Linked DNA regions of Homo sapiens: region 2 is linked to region 1. Evidence: chromatin loops called from intact Hi-C (ENCODE). Cell type or tissue: GM12878. All regions are shown on one strand. Links, peaks and the distances in the headings refer to the core of each region. The heading gives the core; the rest is flanking DNA. Region 1 has its middle 270 kb from the start of ALG10B. Region 2 overlaps ALG10B (ALG10 alpha-1,2-glucosyltransferase B).

What was found. Hi-C counts contacts between places; a loop is a spot of excess contacts. Peaks named below come from ENCODE experiments on the same cell type or tissue, not always from the same donor. Only the 100,000 strongest peaks of a DNase experiment are listed, where the experiment ranks them.
Region 2: a loop joins it to region 1, with 2.5 times the contacts of the local background. A loop is called at or near these places in 1 of 110 quality-filtered maps.

Annotation. Positions count from the first base shown.
Region 1 is chr12:38,580,031-38,591,750 of GRCh38, reverse strand. No RefSeq gene overlaps it. Among named protein-coding and RNA genes, the nearest start is that of ALG10B, 270 kb to the right of the region's middle. In GM12878, for the core only: no CTCF peak of the experiment used is centred there; a DNase peak (open chromatin) is centred at 6,450.
Region 2 is chr12:38,323,742-38,335,461 of GRCh38, reverse strand. It overlaps ALG10B (ALG10 alpha-1,2-glucosyltransferase B), which reads right to left. Exons shown (of 3, transcript NM_001013620.4): 3 at 5,741-11,720. Among named protein-coding and RNA genes, the nearest start is that of ALG10B, 13 kb to the right of the region's middle. In GM12878, for the core only: a CTCF peak has its summit at 6,941 (motif pointing left); no DNase peak of the experiment used is centred there.

The DNA of each region.
Region 1 (11,720 bases), core at 1,825-9,824:
TTCGATGTGATGGTGGAAGCGGGGTCAAAGAATTGCTATGTTGCTGGCTTTGAAAATGGAGGAAAGGAGTGAGAATCTAAGGAATGTGGTTAACTAATGAAAGCTGGAAAAAATACAGAATAGATTCTCCCTTAGAGCTTCCAGAAGGAATACAGCTTTGCTAACACTTTGATTGTAACGAGATCTAGGCCAAACTTCACACCTATAGTGAGATATATGCCAAACTTCACCCTATTTTAGCAAGATCTATCTCAAACTTCAAATGTATAGAACTATAAGATAATATATTAGGGTTGTTTTAAGCCATTATATTTGTGGTTATTTGTTATGGCAGTAAATAAGAAACTAATACACCAGGTATAGGTAACATAGTAACACTTGCTTACTAGAGTATTTCTGTGGTATGCTGACTTGGTAAATTCCTTAGTGGGGGTAAATTTTGAGTGCTGGATCACTCATATTAAAGTTCAAGAAACTCAATATTAGCATTAACTGAGGATGGCTTTAGCTAGAAATGCAAAGCATAAGAAATACAAGAAACTAAATACATGACTATAGCTTGCTAAGAACACATTTGACATGCGGTTACCACATGATGTGTTTATTAAGAATAGTCTCTTCCTCCAAATTATCTGAGATGTCAGGAACTAAACAGTTGCACTGTATGTTTTTTAAGATGTTTTAAAACTGTGAGCCTGTATTATTTTTACAGAATTTTAAAAATGGAGGCTGTCTTCTCCACAAAGGAGAGGACTCCCAGGTGTTATGAAAACTGAGATTAAAATTTGACATTCAAGATTTTTGAGTAAGTTGTCACCACTTGTTGCTCATGTACTAGGTGCCATACAGTGTTTTGTGGTTTAGCATGTATTTCATCACATATGTATCACATATTATATACTAAAGTTGAATAAAATTAGTATTCTTCCAATTTTAGATTAATACATCTAGGCAATATAAATACCTTGTTACAGATAGAACCAAGACTTGAACACATGCTTTTGTGCAATTTCAAATTCTTTCTATTACCCTATAGTGACTTATTTTGTTTAGCTTTACAAATATTGTCTTTATCAACAAATATTAATGTGGAAAGTGAAGATGATTGCCATCAGGGTTATTTGTAATAAGAACTCCTTATTTATCCAGGATGATTAAAATATCTCTAGAAAAGAATAATGTCACTGGTGCAATGAATTTGGTCCAAAATACATCTCGTCATTTTGCAGCATTAATTGTACAAAGCTTTCTCTAAATTTGAAATCTATGTTTTTAAAACACAGTGATTGACAAATTGACAATGACCTCATTAGGTAGTGACAGAAATGATTCTGAGAAAATAGGTGCTGTCAATCTAGCAGAGAAATGAACAAGAATTTTGGAAGATCCTGCTAATATTGAGTAGTATTTGCTATATGCGGTGAATCTAAAAACTAAAAAATGCACATTTCATAATTAAGGGGTAGAAATGGTTATAGCTTGAGTTTGGGCTAAGATAAAGTGTAACTGGCGAGAACAGAGAGTACATGTTGAAAATAAAGAGACGCGAGGTTGAATAGATTAGGATTAGATTATGAAGGATTTTTGAAAGCAGGCATGGTAGATCATAGAGATATAGAACATAAGTGATTGATTAAGGCAATGATAGGATGATCTGTTAGCAGCATTTAGGATAATCCATAGCAGGGAAAGAGCTGAATGAGAAACTACAGGTAGGAGGCCGGGCGCGGTGGCTCACGCCTGTAATCCCAGCACTTTGGGAGGCCGAGGCAGGTGGATCATCAGGTCAGGAATTCGAGACCAGCCTGACCAACATGGAGAAACCCCCATCTCTACTAAAAATACAAAAAAATTAGGCAGGCATGGTGGCATGCACCTGTAATCCCAGCTACTCAGGAGGCTGAGGCAGGAGAACCCAGAAGGCAGAGGTTGCAGTGAGCCAAGACTGCACCACTGTATTCCAGCCTGGGCGACAGAGTGAGACTCCATCTCAAAAAAAAAAAAAAAAAAGAAAGACAGAAAGAAAGAAACTACAGGTAGGAAAACATTATTACATCTCTAGGTCCTAATCCTCTCTGTTCTGAACAGTATCAATACACATAAAGTTGGAAATCTTTGGTCTTAGAAATCTCCATAGCTTATTTTTTTCTCATTTTTAAAATATGGACTAAAATACTCAATTCATTCCTTTTAAAAATAATTTATATTTTTCAGCTAAATATAAAATTGGGAAATTTTATCCTAATAGTTACATAGATGTACATATTAATATAGCAACTCAGCAGTTTTACAATGCATTTCATGACCATTTTCCAACTAGAGATCCTGAACAACCCTATGAGGTGGACGAAGAAAATAGCCTCATGCTCATTTTAAATCTACAGTAACAGAGACTCCAAGACGTTAAGGGGTGAATTCACGGTAAGAACCGGTCTGCTGCCTTTTGATTTCTCATCTGAAACTATCTTCGTGGTAACAATCACTTTGGAAATGAAAATAAATTAGTTAACCCCCCCACTCCCGCCTCTTGGATGTAATATGAGCTCCCTGCTCTCTGTAAGCTATCTAGCTATTGCACAAGAAATCTGAAGTGCATTCTTACCAAGGATTACAATAAATTCTGGTTGGTACTGAAACATCTACTTGTATTTCTATTATTTGCATTCCAGTACTCATGAAGTTTATAATTTCTTTTAATTAAAAGTTAACCATTGTTCATGATGCATGCTTTGGAGATCTAAGTTCCTTCTATTATCTTCATATGAAATTGAAGACACAAAACAAAGCCAACCTGACTGTGAGCTAACACATAGATGGTTTCCTTTGTAATATGTACGTGAAAGACTCCAGAATGTCCCCAATTTCCATTTGCTGTTTCACAGTGGCTGTTCAAACTGCTAATATGGGTGTGCCTGTGTTGACAGCAAGCCATTTTGTGTGTAAGTGCTTATAAGTGACAGGGCGAGGGTGAGGGCAAAGCAGTGTTTACCCAAAAGCAAGTATATAAGAGAAATGAGCTCTCAACAATGAGTATGGGGGCAGGGGATGTGAAGCCATGAGATTTTTTTTTTTGAGTTCTTATAAATGTGATGAAAGGAGAACTTAAGTGAATTTGGCAGTACCTAAAAGAAAATTATTTTATTTCTAAAATGAAGGTTCACAAGCCAAATCTATGTATTCGTGTTCTATTATTTGTAATATTGATAAAACTGTTTTGGTGTTTATCCAGCAGTGAAATCCCTCTTCAGAAGCTCAAGAAAGTTTCTTTTCTCTACTATGGGTTTAACAAACCAACTCATACTCTGTTAATAATAGCTAATATTTCTGCATCCTCACTTTGTGTCAGGTATGTTCCTAGGGTTTTATGTACATTATTTCAATTAATATTGCAATAGGTATCATAACAATCTCGAGAGGAAGACGGTCTTTTTTCAAACAGAATAACTGAAGGTAAGAGAGGGTAAGGAATTAGCCCACGGTGACCCAGACAGGATGTAGTGGGGCCAGGATTTGAACTCTAGTGCCTGACTCCACAATCACTCTTTTTACCAGGAGGTAATATAGGTGCCCCAAAGCTGTGACTATGGTAGTGCCAACCGAAGGGGAATACGATATCTTTGAGCTCTGTAGGTGAGATCTTTGTTTTTTTTTTTTTCCTGGGTATCTTGTAAGATCTTATTAAATATTTAAACTAAAAACTTGTAACATGATTTTCGATTCTTACTCTCATAATTAAGCATGTTGTTGATAAGCTAGAGAAAGTGGCACACAAATGCAATTCATCAGAACAAGAATGAAATGAATTATTTGCTGAGTTATTTGAAACAACAGAAGTAAAAACAGAGTGGAACTCACATTTTGCAATAGAAAAAAAAATCAGGAAGTCAGGAAGTCAGCGGGAATGTCAGATGAAATGTTTCTTGCATGAGCAGGAAACATGTTACTTCATTCTGGTTTTAGAATGGGAGTAGTGATCAACACCAACTCAATTAGTTTTACTTCTCTAATTGTAGACTTGTGGGGAACTGAGGAAGGCTCAGCTGTGCAAGAGTGACACTCTCTCTGCCTAAACTCTTTGGAAGTTGCCTTATGTTGACTGAACACTATCAGATGCAGAGCTTTCCACACCAAATTCTGTATCTGAATTTAGGGGAAAGCACCCTTCCCCAGCATCTCCCTAACATACTGAACATGTTTCCATCTTTCCAAGCTGATATCTGCAGAGGCAATGAGACCTGGTTTTTCTGTCTCCCATCTCTCTGTCTCTGCCATCTTATCATAAATCACTTAGCCAGAAGGCACAGGCTTTTGCTTTTCCTTCCTGTCTGTTCAGAACTTTCCTCTGCACTATATTGCTCTCCTTGTTGAGGTAGTGGCCATTCCTTCTCTCCTTTCTTAAAAACTGTGATGAGACAGGAAATCTAAACATGCTCATGGATATAATTTGGGATATATACTTAAAATAACATAAAGCTGTTTCACATGTTTACTTCCATCTAAACATGTGTTAGAAGAAATGGTTGTTTTTGCAATTTAAAAATTTAATATGGACAGAAGAGAATAAAACTAGGAAGTTCTGAGGTAAAGCAAAAGATAGCCAAGATGATGATGTTTAGCAACATGAGTTAAGCAACATAATAGCCTTATGAGGATACAAATAAATGATTCAGACATGAGTAGTCTGGAGCTCCAATTTAGATAGCAGACAGAAGCTTAAATGTGGTTACTACCAGGAATTATAGTTTCAGATAGAGTCTTAAAGCATTGATGTCCAGAAAGAATCCCAGTGTGTTAGAGGCTGGATGACAGTGGGAGGTATGGTAAAGAGAATGAATAATAAAGATTGTGCAATTAAAGGTCTAGGGTAAGAATGTTGAGATAAAGGGAGAAATTCATTCATCTGTACAAAATATTAAATCACCATACTCATTATTGCATTTATTAAAAATGAATAAGCACTTAGGGAAGATAGCAGATTCCAAGCTGTATATTTTATGAGTGCCTAGAAAACAATGGGAGAATGTCAAAAAAAAAAAAAAAAAAAGCTAGGTCTCTGTTTTATAATCAGTACTTCTTTTCTTCTTCACAGACAGGAGTAGTGTGCTGCATGGGGAAATAACAGTGTTGATAGATGATAGAAAGAAATGAGTACCTCTCTCTTCTTTGCTTCTGCCCTTTTTTTCTGGCAAAGATATTAGAATAGAGTAGAAACATCAGAATAGAATTTAAAGAATAGAACAAATATTTTAAAACAGAAATTGAAATCCAAGTTAGTCAAAAAATTGAGAGGAAACCTGCTTTTAATGAATTTAAATATTTGGTTCCAATGGATAATAACACAGGGGTCGTTGAGCCAATTTGCAAAACTTCACTGATTGTTAAAACAGTGTCACAACAGCAAGTTGGGAAATGATGAAGAATTAAAAGGGTTCCAGCAAACTGTAAATATATAGGCAAAGTCATTGTCAAAGTCAAGAAAATGCTTGATATCACTGTAACAAAACAATTATAGGATAGATTGTAAAAAGTAATGGTTTGGGCCTTCATTTGAATATAGTTACTAAATATCATTCTCTTTCTGGAAATTATTCACAACCAACAAGGAGAAGTGAAACAAAATTATAAAATCTGAATAAATAAATAGAATCTATTTTTGGGGAAAACTAGAAGTCAACGAAAACTCCAGATTCTCAAATAGCTGGAATGATGCTCAAAAGAATAGAAATAGAACAGGTGGACCCCTGAAAGAAAGTGGAGGAAACAAGGATCCCACTGGAAAAGTTGGCTTTGACTGTAGATTTCAGGAAGAACCAGTAAGAATACCACTATTTAAACTGAGAGGCCTACCCTGAAGTGTAAAACCGAAGTCCACACTGTGCAATATGAAGAGCAGCATGACAGAGTGTAGTCTTTCTATCAGGAAAAAGAAAAATCCATGGCTACTTATTCTTGTTGGTTGTAGAGAAGTCACAGCTAAACAATCCTCAGGTAGATCATGGTAATGGGATGTATCCCGTGTCTCACATGAAAATTCTGAAATAGCAAATCCAGAAAAATACACAACAACAAGAAAACTACAATAAGGAAAAAACTTATTGAAATAAAGAATAAGTTTAAAAGGCAGGGTAGTGGGAGAAACAGAAAAAGAAAACGAAGATGAAGGATGTTGTGGCAGCTGTTGCTTTTCAACTTCTGTCGCGGTCCCCTAAACCTAATTTCATCCGTTTTGTGAGCAAAAGAATCCTAATTTATAGTTGTCATGGCCCATCCAGCTGAGAAACTATGTCTCCCAGTTTCTTTTAAAGATACACATGGCTCCTTGACTAAGTTTGGGTCAAAGAGATATATAAGCAGAAGTGTTAGGTGGAATTTTGAAGAATTACTTGAAAAGAAAGTGATACTTTCTTCTCCCCCTCATCCTCCACAGTTGAATTTCTAGCCAGAATGAGATACAATGAGTCAGAATGATCGTAGGTAATTTTGTGGGCACTCACCAGCTCCAGGCTACCGGATACCAATCTCCTTTTGTTTGTTTGTACATGAATTGGGGATAAATTTTATTTGTGCTACAGTCCTTTGGGGTTTTACTGTTACATTCAGCTGGAAACAAACAACAGAGAAGTGTTCTCATGGAACAAGTAAAAATTTTCATTTGCCAAGACTTTGCTTATTATTAAAATACAGAAATAAACTAAACATTCTATAAAACAAGTGTATAAAACAAAAATGTAAGTACTCAAGGAGAAAAATGATATGATAGCAGCAGGAAATAAAAAGAAATTGGCATAATTCAGGAAAGAAGTAAAAGGAAAAAATATAAAGCCATCACAAAAAGCAGGACAAATTTTGAGGATCACAGTGAGAATAAACACTGTAGAAAACAATTAAAGACATTGATGACAAACTAAAATGAAAATAATAAAGGAGTTTTAAAGGATTAGAGAAAATAATAGCTATGGAGATCAACAAAATATATTATAATATTCATAATTATTCTTCTATGAAGTTAACTGAAATGATTGAACAGAACAAATATTTAAAGATATACTTTTTAAAATAAAAGAGGATTTGAATGGATATACTGTTTCCCATGAAAATTTACCTAAAAATTAACAAAGGCACATCCTGGTAAATATACTGCACTTCCAAGATAATGATGGTATTCTTTTTTTTTTTTTTTTTTTTTTTTTGAGACGGAGTCTTGCTCTGTCGCCCAGGCTGGAGCGCAGTGGCATGATCTCGGCTCACTGCAAGCTCCGCCTCCCGGGTTCACGCCATTCTCCTGCCTCAGCCTCCCGAGTAGCTGGGACTACAGGCACCCGCCACGACGCCCGGCTAATTTTTTGTATTTTTAGTAGAGACGGGGTTTCACCGTTTTAGCCGGGATGGTCTCGATCTCCTGACCTCGTGATCCGCCCGCCTCGGCCTCCCAAAGTGCTGGGACTACAGGCGTGAGCCACCGCGCCCGGCCAATGATGGTATTCTTTAGGCAACAGGTAGATAGATAAAGTCACTTATGAAGTGTGAAAAAGCCAAGCTAGCCCTAGTCTTCCTTAGACATGAAGGAAGGTAGAGTAATACCTCTGAAATCTTCCAGGAAAAAAGGAGCCAAAGATTTCATACCAAATGTAACTGTATTTCAAGGATAAAATGTTACAGATCAATCATGATCATATAAGAACCAGGTAGTAAAATGTTCCTATAAGACTTTCTTAAGATCAACTTCACCTAACCAAGAAACAATTGGTTAACATTGTCTACAAGTAAGACATAAACACGTGTATTTTAGGGTAGTGGGACATAATATTGCTACTTGTAGGAAGCAGGATTACATGCATTATCAGAACTTTTAGTTATCAAGTAAAATTATAACAAAAACAAAAACCTTCTTAAGATAGAAATATACGAGCAAGGGGAACACAGTAAAGGATTTTATTAAATCTATACAACATATTCTCAAATAAGCTGCAAAAGATATTTCAAAGTACAATAGAATTGTACAACACTGTGAATTTACTAAATGTCGCTATATTGTTCACTTTAAAATGGTTAATTTAATGTTATGTGAATATCATCTAAATTTCAAAAGTACAACAGAATTAAGATCAAACATTCTTGTGATATTATTTAACCTAAATGGGCTATGCTTACCTATTAAAAGAAAAAAACTCAATGGATCACAAAGTGAAACCCAACTAGAATGAACAGAAAGACAGTCTAAAGCAAAGTGTCTCAAAAAGATTGATGTTAAAAAGAATTGACACAACAAAAGAAACTATCATCAGAGCGAACAGGCACCCTACAGAATAGGAGAAAATGTTTGCAATCTATCCATCCCACAAAGGTTTAATGTCCAGAATCTACAAGGAACTTCAACAAATTTACAAAAAGACCCACAATCAACCCCATTAAAAAGTGGACAAAGGACATGAACAGACACTACTCAAAAGAAGATATTCATGTGGCCAAGAAACATTTAAAAAAGCTCAACATCACTGATCATTAGAGAAATGCAAATCAAAACCACAATAAGATACCATCTCACAACAGTCAGAATGGCGATTATTAAAGTCAAGAAACAACAGATGCTGATGAGGTTGCACAGAAATAGGAATGCTTTTACACTGTTGGTGGGAATGTAAATTAGTTCAACCATTGTGTAAGATGGTGTGGTAATTCCTCAAAGATCTAGAACCAGAAATACCATTTGACCCCGCAATCTCTTTACTGGGTATATACCCAAAGGCATATAAATAGAATTACAAAGATACATGCACACATATGTTCATTTGCAGCACTATTCTTTGCAGCAATAGCAAAGACATGAAATCAATCCAAATGCCCATTAATGATAGACTAGGTAAAGAAAATGTAGTACCATGGAATACTATGCAGCCATAGAAAAGAATGAGATCATGTCCTTTGCAGGGATGTGGCTGGAGCTGGAAACCATTATCCTTAGCAAACTAACACAGGAACAGAAAACCAAACATTGCATGTTCTCACTTATAAGTGGGAGCTGAACAATGAAAACACGTGGATACAGGGAGAGGAACAACACACACTGGGGCCTCTCGGGGGTATGGTGAGGGGAGGGAGTGCATTAAGAATAATAGCTAATGTATGCTGGGTTTAATACGTAGGTGATTGGTTGATAAGTGCAGCAAACCACCATGGCACATACTTACCTATGTAGCAAACCTGCACATCCTGCACATGTACCCAGAAATTTAAAATTAGAATTAAAAAAGAATTGACAAATGTGCACTAGAAAATAAAAACAAACAAGGCAGAAATCATATTCACATGAGGCAAAATCTAATTCAGAGCAAAATGCATTACAAGAGACAAAGTAGAATGCTTTATAATGTGGGAAGTAAAGATACAAAAGTTATTAATACATTTTCAATAAACAATATGCCATCAACATTCATAAAGAAAAAAACTCCCAGTTACAATGAGAAATAGACACAAAATTACTAATAATGTAAAATTTTGGTTCATTCCTTTTAGTTTATCACAGTCAAGGCACAAAAAAAAAAAAAATGAAAGCTGGCACGTGAGATTTAAATTACACAAATAAAAGGGTAAATATAATTGATTTATACGAAACCCTGAAAAGAGAGAATAGACTGTCCTTTCAAGTGGCTATGGAACTTTTGCAATATGAAATTTTGAAATGCATTTGCCCATGTATTAGAAAGAAATCCTCAGTAAATGTCAAAAAGTAATATTAGATTATGCCCTCCCTTCACTGTGTAAAAATACCTAAAATTAAAAAAAACACACACAGAAAACAAAAGCATTAAAAGCTGATTTAAAAAGCTTTCCCATATAAAATTATTTATTTTAAAAAATCTAAATTGAAATTTAAAATATCCAGTAAATTATAATAGTGAAAATACTGCATATCCAATACATGAAACTTATTAAGACTGTGTTCAGAGTAAAATTTTCAGCTTAAATAATTTAATCAAATGTGGCATTAAAGAATTCCAAAAAGAAAGAAAATAAATGAATTATGCATCCAACTTAAGAAATTTAGAAAAAAATTGTTAAAGCAATAAAATAATAAAATAGTGAGTTAATAAATGGCAAAAGAGAAAAACACTTAAACCAATACATCCAAAAGTTGCTTCTTAAAAGAACAGTAATAAAATAAAGCAATAAAAATGAATTTATTTTTTAAAAGGAGAAATCATAGGTGAGAAAAGGAAGAAGTGATAATATAAACATAACCATATCGAAACAGTCCTAAGACACTGATATGCTCACCCTTTTTAAATATATTTTATGGACAGAGAAAATGGCAAAGTTTAAGTGAAAAACAAAGACCAGAATTGTTATACTTACAATAAAATGAGAAATTTGTCAAGATGCTCGGTCTCACAGTTTTCCAAAATGCACGAAGCTCACATTGTGTCAGAGTAAGTTATAACAATGTTTTGAAAAACAAATATTTTCAAAATAACTTAAAATATTCTCAAACATAGAAAAAAAAAACTTCTAATTATTTCTGTAAAGCCCCCAAAATGTGATATCAAAGCACAAAAGAATCGACTAAAAAGAGAATTAACACTTTTACTTATAAAGAAATACAGGTAGCCCGGCCCGGTGGCTCACGCCGGTAATCCCAGCACTTTTGGAGGCCGAGGCGAGTGGATCACGAGGTCAGGAGATCGAGACCATCCTGGCTAACATGGTGAAACCCCCGTCTCTACTAAAAATACAAGAAATTAGCTGAGCATGGTTACACGCACCTATAGTCCCAGCTACTTGGGAGGCTGAGGCAGGAGAATCACTTGAACTTGGGAGGCAGAGGTTGCAGTGAGCTGAAATCATGCCATTGCACTCCAGCCTGGCCGAGAAAGCAAGACTCCGTCTCAAAAACAAAAAACAAAAAAACAAAAAACAAAAACAAACAAACAAACAAAACTAAAAGAAATGCAAGTGTTAAAAAATACTAAAACAAATTTGTGAACTAAAACCATGTTCCATACTTGCTGAAAAGACAGTCCAAAATCTAATATGTGTTTTTAAAATTTAATAAAATAGAGCAGATGAACTTACTTAACATGATAAAATATATTTATCTCAGATGACAAGTCAACATCATTCTTAATGGGAAAACATTAACATCAAAAAACAAAATATTTCTTATTATTGTTCTAAAGCTACTAACCAAAACGATTAGAAAAGAAAAATGATCATTGGTACAAATTTTTGAAAAAAAAATAATATTATTGCTAATATACAAATGATATGTTTTGTTATTGGAAAATCACAAAGGAATCAAAACAATTTGCAAGTTTATTTCCAAAAACAAAACAATTACAAAAAATTAAGATACTTTCATAATAAGCAAACAAAAAATATAAATAAATAGTTCAGATATGTAATTAATAGCTAAATATGTGAAGAAAAAATAACACATAATAGCAAATAAAAGATAAAACAGAAATAAATATAAAATGGTTATGCATTATTTACATATAAAATAATAAGCTCTCCAAGGTAGACTTGAAATAAAATAGGAAGCATCCATGTTCTGGGACAGGCACATGATAAACATGTAATTATATCCAATTAATGTATATATTTAATGCATTCCTATTGCAATATCAAGTGTGTTTTTAATTTCAATAGATGAGCTGATCTTACTTTAATATGGGAAAAATAAATATGAATAACTACAAAAATTTTGACAAAAAGCAGGAAAA
Region 2 (11,720 bases), core at 2,351-10,350, 260 kb after region 1:
TTATAAATTCCAGGTTTGACTTGTATTCCAATTGGAAAGAAAGAAAATATCAAGGTTTCTACACATTCTTTTTTTTTGAGACGGAGTCTCGCTCTGTCCCCCAGGCTGGAGTGCAGTGGCGCGATCTTGGCTCACTGCAAGCTCCGCCTCCTGGGTTCACGCCATTCTCCTGCCTCAGTCTCCCAAGTAGTTGGGACTACAGGAGCCCGCCACCCACCCCCCCCACCCAGCTAATTTTTTGTATTTTTAGTAGAGACAAAGTTTCACAGTGTTAGCCAGGATGGTCTCGATCTCCTGACCTCGTGATCCGCCTGCCTCGGCCTCCCAAAGTGCTGGGATTACAGGCATGAGCCACCGCGCCCGGCCCTACATATTCTCTATTTTTTTTTTTAAGATGGAGTCTTGCTTTGTTGCCCAGGCTGGAGTGCAATGGCACGATCTCAGCTCACCGCAACCTCCGCCTCCCGGGTTCAAGCGATTCTCCTGTCTCAGGCTCCAGAGTATCTGTGATTACAGGCATGCGCCACCACGCCCGGCTAATTTTATATTTTTAGTAGAGACAGGGTTTCTCCATGTTGATCAGGCTGATCTCGAACTCCTGATCTCAGGTGATCCACCTGCCTCGGCCTCCCAAAGTGCTGGGATTACGGGCGTGAGCCACTGTGCCAGGCCTTACATATTCTTAATTACGGGGAATAGAATGCAGCTATGATTATCTGCTTCAAGCTTCTAACCACATGTTTTCAAAATGCTCAATGACAAAAATAAGCAAATATATTTGCTTAAAGCTAAAAATGTTCAAAGAATGCATTTTTTAAAAAAAAATGAAAAATTGACTAGCATCTGTGACATTATGAAGGTAAGTAAAATGGTACCAAGTTCCTGTCAGACTAATAACTGGAAAAGATGTCCAGGAGTGCCACCTTGAGAGAAAATTTAAGACAATGCATTTTGAAAACAAAATTGGCATAAAGGGTTTCAATGTTGCTCATCACAGTTACCCCAACTAAAGGACATCACTGTAAATTTTTATAGTACAAGTGAAGAGATAAGCATGGTCTTTCAACTCAGATCCTATTATATTCTTCTGTCTTTTCATATCAGTATTCCACATGTATTTCATTCCAATGTGCCTCTTGGATATTATTTTAATGGAGAAAGGTATTCTTAGAGTCATTGGTATGTGAAGAAAGGATTTCTCTCTTTTTTTCTACTCTTTCTGGTGGTTCCTTTCTCTGTCTTCAGTCTTCCTACTTACTCTCTTCCTTCTTTTCCTAGCAATACCCCTAAAGTTCTCATGCTCATGATCCCCAGAAATACTTGTGCTTATGTGTGGGCAGGCAGTGTGTGGGTATGTGTGGGGGATATGGTTGGAGAGCTGGAGGGAATAGAATAAGACATTCTCATATGCTTTTATAATATTAATAACCAATTAGCTTTAATGTGTTACTTTTCCTTGCATTTCCTGCATTTTATGATACATTTCCCTGCATTTCAAAGAACAAAATTTATGACCAAGACATAGATTTCTAGATGTGGCTAAGTAAAAACTACTGACTTAGATCAAGATCATCCCCTCCCATGGTTCTCCACAGCCCAGGGCCTGTTTATACCTCTGAAACCTTACAATGTATTTGGCCCAAAGACCCAATGTATACATTAAACACACACACACACACACACACACACACACACACACACATACAGAGTGAAGATTCTAGGTCAAGCTAGGTTTCATCTAAATTTGATTTTTTCACTAGACCTTTAGAGAGTGATAGGGTTGCAAGGAAAATATAAAAATTACAAAGAATAGTACTTACTGAGAAAGACTGATAGGGTACCTGTTACAGGTCATGAAACGTTTCTCCTAAGACTGCATCTCTCCTCCTGGCTTCAAACCCTTTCAGATCAAATATTTTAGGGAGGTCTCCAAAACTCCTCATGTTTCTGATGGAGAGCAACCTTCTCTCTGGCTTCTGCATCACTTACAACAGGATCTACAGGAGAGTGGAGGGCCTGTCTCACAGAGCCATTCTACTGGTGCGAACTGAAACCTGGCTATCGAATCTAAATAACTATGTTTCTCTCCACACCAATTTATCTGTGGGTCTCTGCGTGGGACATATGCTTTCCTTGCTCCTCACTGTATACAGCAGAGCACTGTTCTTACTTTCTTCCTAAAAATAACCTCAGTTCTTTGGATGCACAGGCCATCAGATGATGCAAGTTTAGCAGGAATCAGTATAGCGCCCTGGTTAAGAGGGCATGTTCTGGAGCCGCATTTCCTGTTTGTAAACTATTTCAATTCCCTATGACTTATTTTCCTTGTCAGTAAAAATGGGGATCATAATAGCATTTGCCTTAGGGCATCTCTATGAGGCTTAAATAAATTCATGTTCAATATTTAGACTGGTGCCTGTCACATAGCACTGCATAAGTGTTGGCCACTGTCACCACCTGCTTCTCAGCCATATGGTTTGCATCACATTATTCTGCCTGAAATGCTTTCTGCAGTGTCTCCACAGGTTTCCATACAAATAATCTCCAGTGTGAATTTCTCCATGAAGTATGTCTTTGTCCCTTCAGTCAGATGTGATTTCTATTCTCATGTAAACACCCTAGCTCTTATATTCCTCCTCAGTGATAATCATATTGTACTTTGCATTAGTTAGCCCCCATTAGGCGAGTTCATCTTGTCTAGAGTAGGTCACTTTTGCGTTTCTTGATACCGTTTTTTTCACACAAGGTTCCCTCAAGTTGTCATTGCATTTAATAACAAATACTACGATAAACTTTGTTAGAGGACCATATTAGAAGGTGATATGGTTTGGCTGTGTCCTCAACCAAATCTCATCTTGAATTTTAGCTCCCATAATTCCCAGGTGTCATGGGAGGGACCCAGGGGGAGGTAACTAAATCATGGGGGCAGGTCTTTCCCATACTCACTCCTAGTAGTGAGTAAGTCTCACGAGAGCCAATTGTTTTATAAATGGGAGTTGTCCTGTGTAAGCATTCTCTTTGCCTGCCACCATGTAAAATGTGACTTTGCTCCTCCTTCACCTTCTGCCATGATTGTGAGGCCTCTGCAGCCATGTGGAACTGTGAGTTGATCAAACCTCTTTCCTTTATAAATTACCCAATCTCGGGTATGTCTTTATTGGCAGCATGAGAATGGGCTAATACAGAAGTCCATATTCCAAAAACTTACTGTTGCCACCTAAACTATTTTCAGGAATTCTCCCTTTTAGTTTCACAAAACCAAAAATAACACCCACAACTTCCTTATCTAATAAACAGAAAGACTACACATAACACATGTTAACTACAATCAAGACAAGGTTCTTAGGCAGGTCATGGTAGAGGAGCTTTTATTATATTAGCTTTCCAGTAGATTGACTCATTTAAAAAGGGAAAAAATCTTTTTGGAAACATTGAAGAGTAAACAAAAGAAGGCAGGAACTGGATGGACTCAGTTGAAAGATCTCACTGGGTGAGATCCATGTTTATATGGCTTTTCCCCCAGAGGGCACACCCTAGTTAGAAAGGTGCAGTATGATTGGTTTGAGGTGTGAAAGGATGGAACTCAGGACTGCTAGAGTAGCTGTAATTAGGAGAAATCTCAGAAAAGAGGGAGTCACAGAAGAAGGGAATCCCAAAATCTGTGTATAAGTCCTGGGCTGACCTCTGAGCTGCATATGATAAGAGAAACTCGAAGACACCCAATGGAAAGTAAGAGGTGGAAGTCTGCAAACACAGAGTAGGGACCACTTTCTTTTTTTTCACCACAAGACCCAAAGACTGGGGCTTGAACCCTGCCAAGTTAGATGTGTTTGGTAAATACTCTGAGCTTCCTACAGACCTAGCCTAAAAAAGAAACCCAAGCCCCAACAAGTTCAAGGTGATCAGCCAGTAATTTAACTGCTTTCTATTATTATGAGAATAAAAGGAAGATTATACAGACACCCAGGCTAGTTATGAGCACACATCACAGGTATTTAAAAAGATTTGGTTCTATTTTAAAATGACTAATAAAGCTTAGCATTAGGGAGGTGGTAGACAGGGGAAAATGGCTAACAGGACAGTGTGAGGGAAATACAAAGCTTCTAATACTTGGTTTAGGATAAGAAAATGTGTTAAATAGACACAACTCCCTCTCCCTCTCCCTCTCCCCACGGTCTCCCTCTCTCTCTCCCTCTTTCAATGGTCTCCCTCTGATGCCCAGCCGAAGCTGGACTGTACTGCTGCCATCTCTGCTCACTGCAACCTCCCTGCCCGATTCTCCTGCCTCAACCTTCCGAGTGCCTGCGATTGCAGGCGCGCGCCGCCACGCCTGATTGGTTTTCGTATTTTTTTGGTGGAGACAGGGTTTCGCTGTGTTGGCCGGGCTGGTCTCCAGCTCCTATCCGGGAGTGATCTGCCAGCCTCGGCCTCCCGAGGTGCCGGGATTGCAGATGAAGTCTCATTCACTCAGTGCTCAATGTTGCCCAGGCTGGAGTGCAGTGGCGTGATCTCGGCTCGCTACAACCTCCACCTCCCAGCCGCCTGCCTTGGTCTCCCAAAGTACCGAGATTGCAGCCTCTGCCCGGCCGCCACCCTGTCTGGGAAGTGAGGAGCATCTCTGCCTGGCCACCCATCGTCTGGGATGTGAGGAGCCCCTCTGCCCGGCTGCCCAGTCTGGGAAGTGAGGAGCGCCTCTTCCCGGCCACCATCCCGTCTAGGAAGTGAGGAGCATATCTGCCCGGCCGCCCATTGTCTGAGATGTGGGGAGCGCCTCTTCCCCGCCGCCCCGTCTGGGAAGTGAGGAGCGCCTCTGCCCAGCGCGACCCCGTCTGGGAGGTGAGGAGCGTCTCTGGCCGGCTGCCCCGTCTGAGAGGAGCCCCTCCACCCGGCAGCCGCCCCCTTTGAGAACTGAGGAGCCCCTCCGCTCGGCAGCCGCCCCGTCCGGGAAGTGAGGAGCATCTCCGCCCAGCAGCCACCCCATCCGGGAGGTGGGGGGGGTCAGCCCCTGCCCGGCCAGCCGCCCCGTCCGGGAGGGAGGTGGGGGGTCAGCCCCCAGCCGGCCAGCCACCCCGTCCGGGAGGGAGGTGGGGGGCAGCCCCCGCCCGGCCAGCCGCCCCGTCTGGGAGGTGGGGGGGTGCCTCTGCCCGGCCACCCCTTCTGGGAAGTGAGGAGCCCCTCTGCCCGGCCGCCACCCAGTCTGGGAGGTGTACCCAACAGCTCATTGAGAACGGGCCATGATGACGATGGCGGTTTTGTCGAATAGAAAAGGGGGAAATGTGGGGAAAAGATAGAGAAATCAGATTGTTGCTGTGTCTGTGTAGAAAGAAGTAGACATAGGGGACTCCATTTTGTTCTGTACTAAGAAAAATTCTTCTGCCTTGGGATGCTGTTGATCTATGACCTTACCCCCAACCCGGTGCTCTCTGAAACATGTGCTGTGTCCACTCAGGGTTAAATGGATTAAGGGCGGTGCAAGATGTGCTTTGTTAAACAGATGCTTGAAGGCAGCATGCTCCTTAAGACTCATCACCACTCCCTAATCTCAAGTACCCAAGGACACAAACACTGCGGAAGGCCCCAGGGTCCTCTGCCTAGGAAAACCAGAGACCTGTGTTCACTTGTTTATCTGCTGACCTTCCCTCCACTATTGTCCTATGACCCTGCCAAATCCCCCTCTGCGAGAAACACCCAAGAATGATCAATAAAAAAAAAAAAAAAATAGACACAACACATTATAAAATATTATCAAACATGAATTTATTTAGAAACAAAATAAAAACATGCTATTTGAACAAACTTTTTTATAAAGAATAAGTTGACTGAAAAGCAGTTTTAAATAACATCAACTCACAAATGACTTTTAGAAGCCAAATAAACATTTCTATTTTAGAGAATAGTATGTAATACATAACTTAAAAGCATATAGAACACATATTCCTACATTCTTAAAAATAAGAGATTGTGATTCCACAGAGAATTTTTCAAATATCTAAAGTATGTCCTGTTAAACCAACAATTTGCTTCCAAACAGGAGTCTCTTTTGAGAAGCTAAATATTAATTTTCAAACAACTATTTCTCCATTTGTTAACTGGAATCATTCATATTAAAACAAAGGTCTTTATGTCAATGTATGTTAATATGGCTGAAGGCTCCAGCCCTGAGTTATTTTTTTACTTCCTTAAATTCATAATTACAACATATATCAATTTGAGGTATCATGACAAAAACAGAAACAAAAGACACAATGGTAGATGAGAATCTATCTCCCTGTGGAAGAGGCAAAATTAGTGTGGACCTCATTTTTCTGACCTATAAAACTAGGAAGTATAATCACATTACTTGCGACAATTTTTCCTTCTAAAATGCCATGAATTTGAAGGTAGACTTCATGCCTTTCTCCATCATAACAATAGAGTTAAGAATATTGATTTTGGAGTCAGGCTGCCTGGTTACGAATCCCAGCTCAGACAGTTATTTTGTAATCTTGGAAAAAATACTTCACCTCTCTATACTAAGTTTCCCCATGTGTACGGTACTGATCTCATAGAGTTGTTATGAGACTAACATGGGTAAATCACTTTATAACAGTGGCTGATACAATGTTACACGAGTTTTCAAATGAGATATCATCACTCATTGTTTGTGGGAAAAGATTCTAACTATGTCATATGAATGAAGTATGCCATATGCAAAGATCATATCATATGGGAAGATATATTAGGTTAAATCGTCTAATGATTACAAAACACAAAGTGAGGTTTTTTTTGTTTGTTTTTTTTACATTTATCTTAGCTTCATACAACGCAGAAAACATTTGAATAACATTAGATAAATAGATATAAATGATTATAAATCTTTGTGGTTTAAAACAATAAAACACTATAAAAGAGTTTAATTCAGACTAATAAAAGTTTAACTACAACACTTGGAAATGTAGCACAATATCTCCACCTAGTGGACACCTTAAAAATTTTTACAGATAGTGCTCAGCCTTTTTTTATCACTGGCGGAAAACTTTTCAAATAGAAGTAATTTCACGAATATAGAGGGATAAAAAATAGAAAATAAGTTAAACACTATATTACCAGTGCTCCAAAACATCACCGCTAAAATACATTTTAGTAAGTTGTATAACTCAAATGTTTTTCTAAAACAGGGTGTAATAGAGTCAAATAGTAGTTTTGGTTTAGAAACTTAAAATATACCAAAGACAGCATGTAAGTCATCAGAAATACTTGACCATGACTTAGCAATTAATTTTTAAAAATTAGCTGTAACAAAATTTAGAATTTAAAAATTACAGAGCTTTAAAGATGTCAGATACCTTTAAAAGACATTTGAACTACTTGCTATCTAACTCTTGTGTAGTATCTTTGATAAATAGAAATCTTATCTCCAATGAATGAGAATCTTACTTTTTTTCTGGGCTTGTTTCCCTAAAAAGACTAAACAATTAGAAGTTATGCTTTTCATGATTTGCAATCTAATTGTTGACCTCTGATTTACACTTCAGGCAATACAGAATTAAGTCCAATCTTTCAAATAATTATTCTTCAAGAGAGCTTATCAAGTGATAGAATTTCCACTTATCCAAATTAAATATCCCACATAATTTTAGTCATTTATCTTACAACAAAATTATAAGGAGTTATCATGTTGTTCATGCTCTTTTGAACAGTTTGTAGCATTTTAAAAAATGACTATATCCAGTACAAAAATAACACGTCATGAATGGTTTGGAAACTGCAGAGAGCAAACATGGATTTTCACCTCTCTCTCCATATACTACTTCTTTTGATTTAAAAAAAATTGAAAAAAAACTTTTCATAGTGAGGCAGAATATGACGGTCAAAAACTCACAGGCTTGGGAGTCATACCAATCTATGTTCATTTAGTGACAGTGTGGACTTTGGGCAAATCACCTGACCTGACCGACCTTCAGTTTCTTCAGCAGTCAAAGAGAAATCAACATCTGCCTCATAGAAATATAAATGTAGCATCAAATGAGACAATATTTGTAAATCAGCTAGTATAATGCCTAAAACATTATAGGTGTTCAATGAATGATGGCAACCATCATTATTATTGTTACTTTTTCTCCTTTTTTCATCTTATATATGCCATACACACACATATATGGTTCAACTAAACTGAATTAAGTTTCACTGTGAAAAACCAATACATTTAATATTTTTCTTGTTGGAAGCTGGCACAGTGGCTCATTGTAAATCCTAGCACTTTGGGAGGCCAAGGTGGGAGGATCACTTGAGGCAGGTGTTTTGAGACCAGCCCACACAACATAGTGACACCCTGTCTCAATTCTTACAAAAAAAAAAAAGGAGAAATTATATGTATACACACACACATACATTACATATATACAAATTTGTATATATAAATACGTATATATTTGTATATATAAATATATATATATGTATTTTCTTTTCCTTGTTAGAAAAATACTGTATTGTCTTTTGGTCTGATGGTGATAGGCTGAGATAAAATTTAATTAACATTAAATTCATCAAAAATTTATCTCTTAAAAAAGCACAATATAGAGATATTATATTGTGACAGAATTTCTTACCCTAGAAATAATTTTTCAAATCTCAAATATTAAATATTAGTGTTGACTCATGGATATATGTTAAAAATATGTCCTCAATCTCTATTTTTATTATAATTTTCTCAGTTACACAAGTTTTTGTATATTGGAAACGTCAGTTGTCAACATTAAATACATAAAAATGCCCTATATAAAAAATAATTAACAGCTATTCCTAGAGTGGTAAAATGTAGCCCAACTAAAAAAAACAAAGTATTTGTAATTAGTTGAAATGTCTTTTACCTTTAAATTCTTTAACCTGTTATTCGTTGAAGGTTACTGATTTTTCTTATTTTAAATAGAAATAAGAATATTTTCTTATTTTAAATAAAAAGCAATTATTTTGAAATTATACCCTTAATAGGGTATAAAGTTTCTTTAATAAGAAACTTTCCTTTAAAGTGTTATAACCTTTTAATGGTTGAAAGTTATTTGTTTTTCTTATTTTAAATAAACAGTAATTATGTTGAAATCATATCCTATCAAAGAAACAACATGTTTACAAGTAAATACATGTATAAGCATTAAATGCTAGCAGGGGTCTCCAATCTTTTGGCTTCCCTGGGCCACACTGGAAGAACCATCTTGGGCCACACATAAAATACACGAACACTAATGATAGCTGATGAGCTAAAAAATAAAATAAAATAAAATAAAATAATAAATAAAATAAAATAAAATAAAATCACAAAATATCTCATCATGTTTTAAGAAAGCTTACAAAATTTGTGTTGGGGCCGCATTCAAAGCCATCCTGGGCTGCATGTGGCCTGTGGGTTGAACAAGCTTGCACTAAGGCAAATAAAAATTGTTAACACTGGGTCAGAAAATTACACAGAAAAATGTTTAGGATGACTCTTATTATGAAACATGATTTACTTCCTAAAATTAGCCACGGTTATGTAGGATGTTTTTTCTATTCACTTCACTCTATACTAAAAACTTCATTCAGTATATATTTACTCAATATTTATCATATGACATACTTATAAATATTATGAGTATATGGCAGGAATGAATCCTTTTTAAAATAAGGTTATACACATACCAATCAGACACTGACTAGAGTTAGGACAAATACTATTCTCATTTGAAATGAGGACTAAAGACTAAACCACTTGCCTTATTGATCCCAGAGCCACAACCAAATATAAAAATCTTAACTCCCATGTTAAATGTTTTTTTCTACAAGCCCACAGTTCCTAAGTCATATTTCAATTTCCATTTAAAAATTTTCAAATTTATATCACAATTCTTACTTGCTTCACTTTTTAATGAAATTCCAATTACTTCAAAGATAATAAACGCTTGCTAACCTAATAAACACAAAATTTATTTCTTCATGTGAATAAATATTTTATTTAAAAGTGAGTCCAAAATAACAGTCCACTATTTAGGTGGTATAAATAAAAATGGTAGATCCCTTCCTCTCTCCTCTCTTCCAACAATTCTAAGGAAAATAATATCAAGCCAAGTGGCAATTAAGTTCAAACTAGAAATACATTTCATTAAGCTACGTATTTATTAGAAATAAATTACATTAGGCTATTTACACAAGTTATTTTATGACTGGCTATGCACATTTCAGAAATAACTCTAAGAAGACAAAGAAAAGGCCAGACAGCTAAAATAATTTATCTTGCCAAAATGAGATGCTAAGTTTAAACTGAGAGATGCTATCTTTCCAAATCATTTAAATACATAGACGCAGTTCAAAAGATTCCTGACTATCCATTAATGGAAAACATAAACGTTAACAAAATTCACAGCATACCTGAATCTTACTCATGCTACCTAAAGATAACATATCTCTAGAATTTCACAGAAGATAGAATCAGTTCAAAATGATGTATTACTGAACCTATAATGATTTATGGACTAGATATTTTTATGACACTTTTCAAAATAGACATACTCACAGACTTTAGTAATGGTAACTGTAGGGCTCCAGATGCCCTCGAGCAGGGCAATATTTTTTTCATAATCACCTAATTTTAATCAATTCAGCTAAGTCTAATGTTTAAAAATTCATGAAAAAATATCTATCTACTCAATAACTTTTGAAAACACAAATATAACTAAGAATGTTTCTAAAAGCAAGGATCTAAACACCTAAGAATGGTCTTCTCAGTTGTTTCAAGTGAATGACTTTGAGTTTAGTATCATTTCTTGAACGACTAAAGGCAAAATGATCTGTTGTGCCAAGTTCTTACATAATCATTTTATCTGTTATCTATTTTGGAAAATTCACCAGCAAATGGCCATCTTTGAACTGCCTAGAAAATTTAACGAAGACATTTATCTTAAATTCGAAAGTATTGATAAGCATTCCTGTTTTAAAATAATAAATAGTTGAAAATAGCACCTTTTAATACATGGCATTCTTTTCTTAAAATGCCAAGTACTATATTTTATGTATTTTATAAAAAATGTGGAAGATTAACCTGTTTCTCTCTGAATGTAGATTTTCACCAAAACATCTCTTAAACAGCAGGGACTCAACACTTAAAAATGAACTAGAAGAGCTGGGCACAGTGGCTCACGCCTGTAATCCCAGCACTTTGGGAGGCGAGGCAGGTGGATTACCTGAGGTCAGGAGTTCGAGACCAGCCTGGCTAACACGGTGAAACCCCGGCTCTACTAAAAATAGAAAAAATTAGCCAGGCTTGGTGGTGGGCGCCTATAATCTCAGCTACTCGGGAGGCTGAGGCAGGAGAACTGCTTGAACCCAGGAGGTGGAGGTTTCAGTGAGCCAAGATCGCGCCATTGCATTCCAGCCTGGGGGACAAGAGCGAGACTTCTCCTCAAAGACAAAAACAAACAAAAAAAGATATAGAACAGTGATCCCTCCAAAGAGCAGTCTTCTTTAATTACAGGGTAGAATATTTTCCTCAATTTTGCCAGACTAGATCAGAGTGGAAGCTTCTCCTCTCAGAAGTATTCCTAAATACAAAATCCTTGCATTAATATTATCAGACAAAAAGTTACTTTCCCTAAATTACACATTCTTTTTTCAATTTTGACTTCCCAGATTTAGTTCTCCACTATAGTAAATTAATGACAAAAGTATAATTTCTTTGAGTGTCCTCTCTCATCTAATTTTTAAGAAGTCTG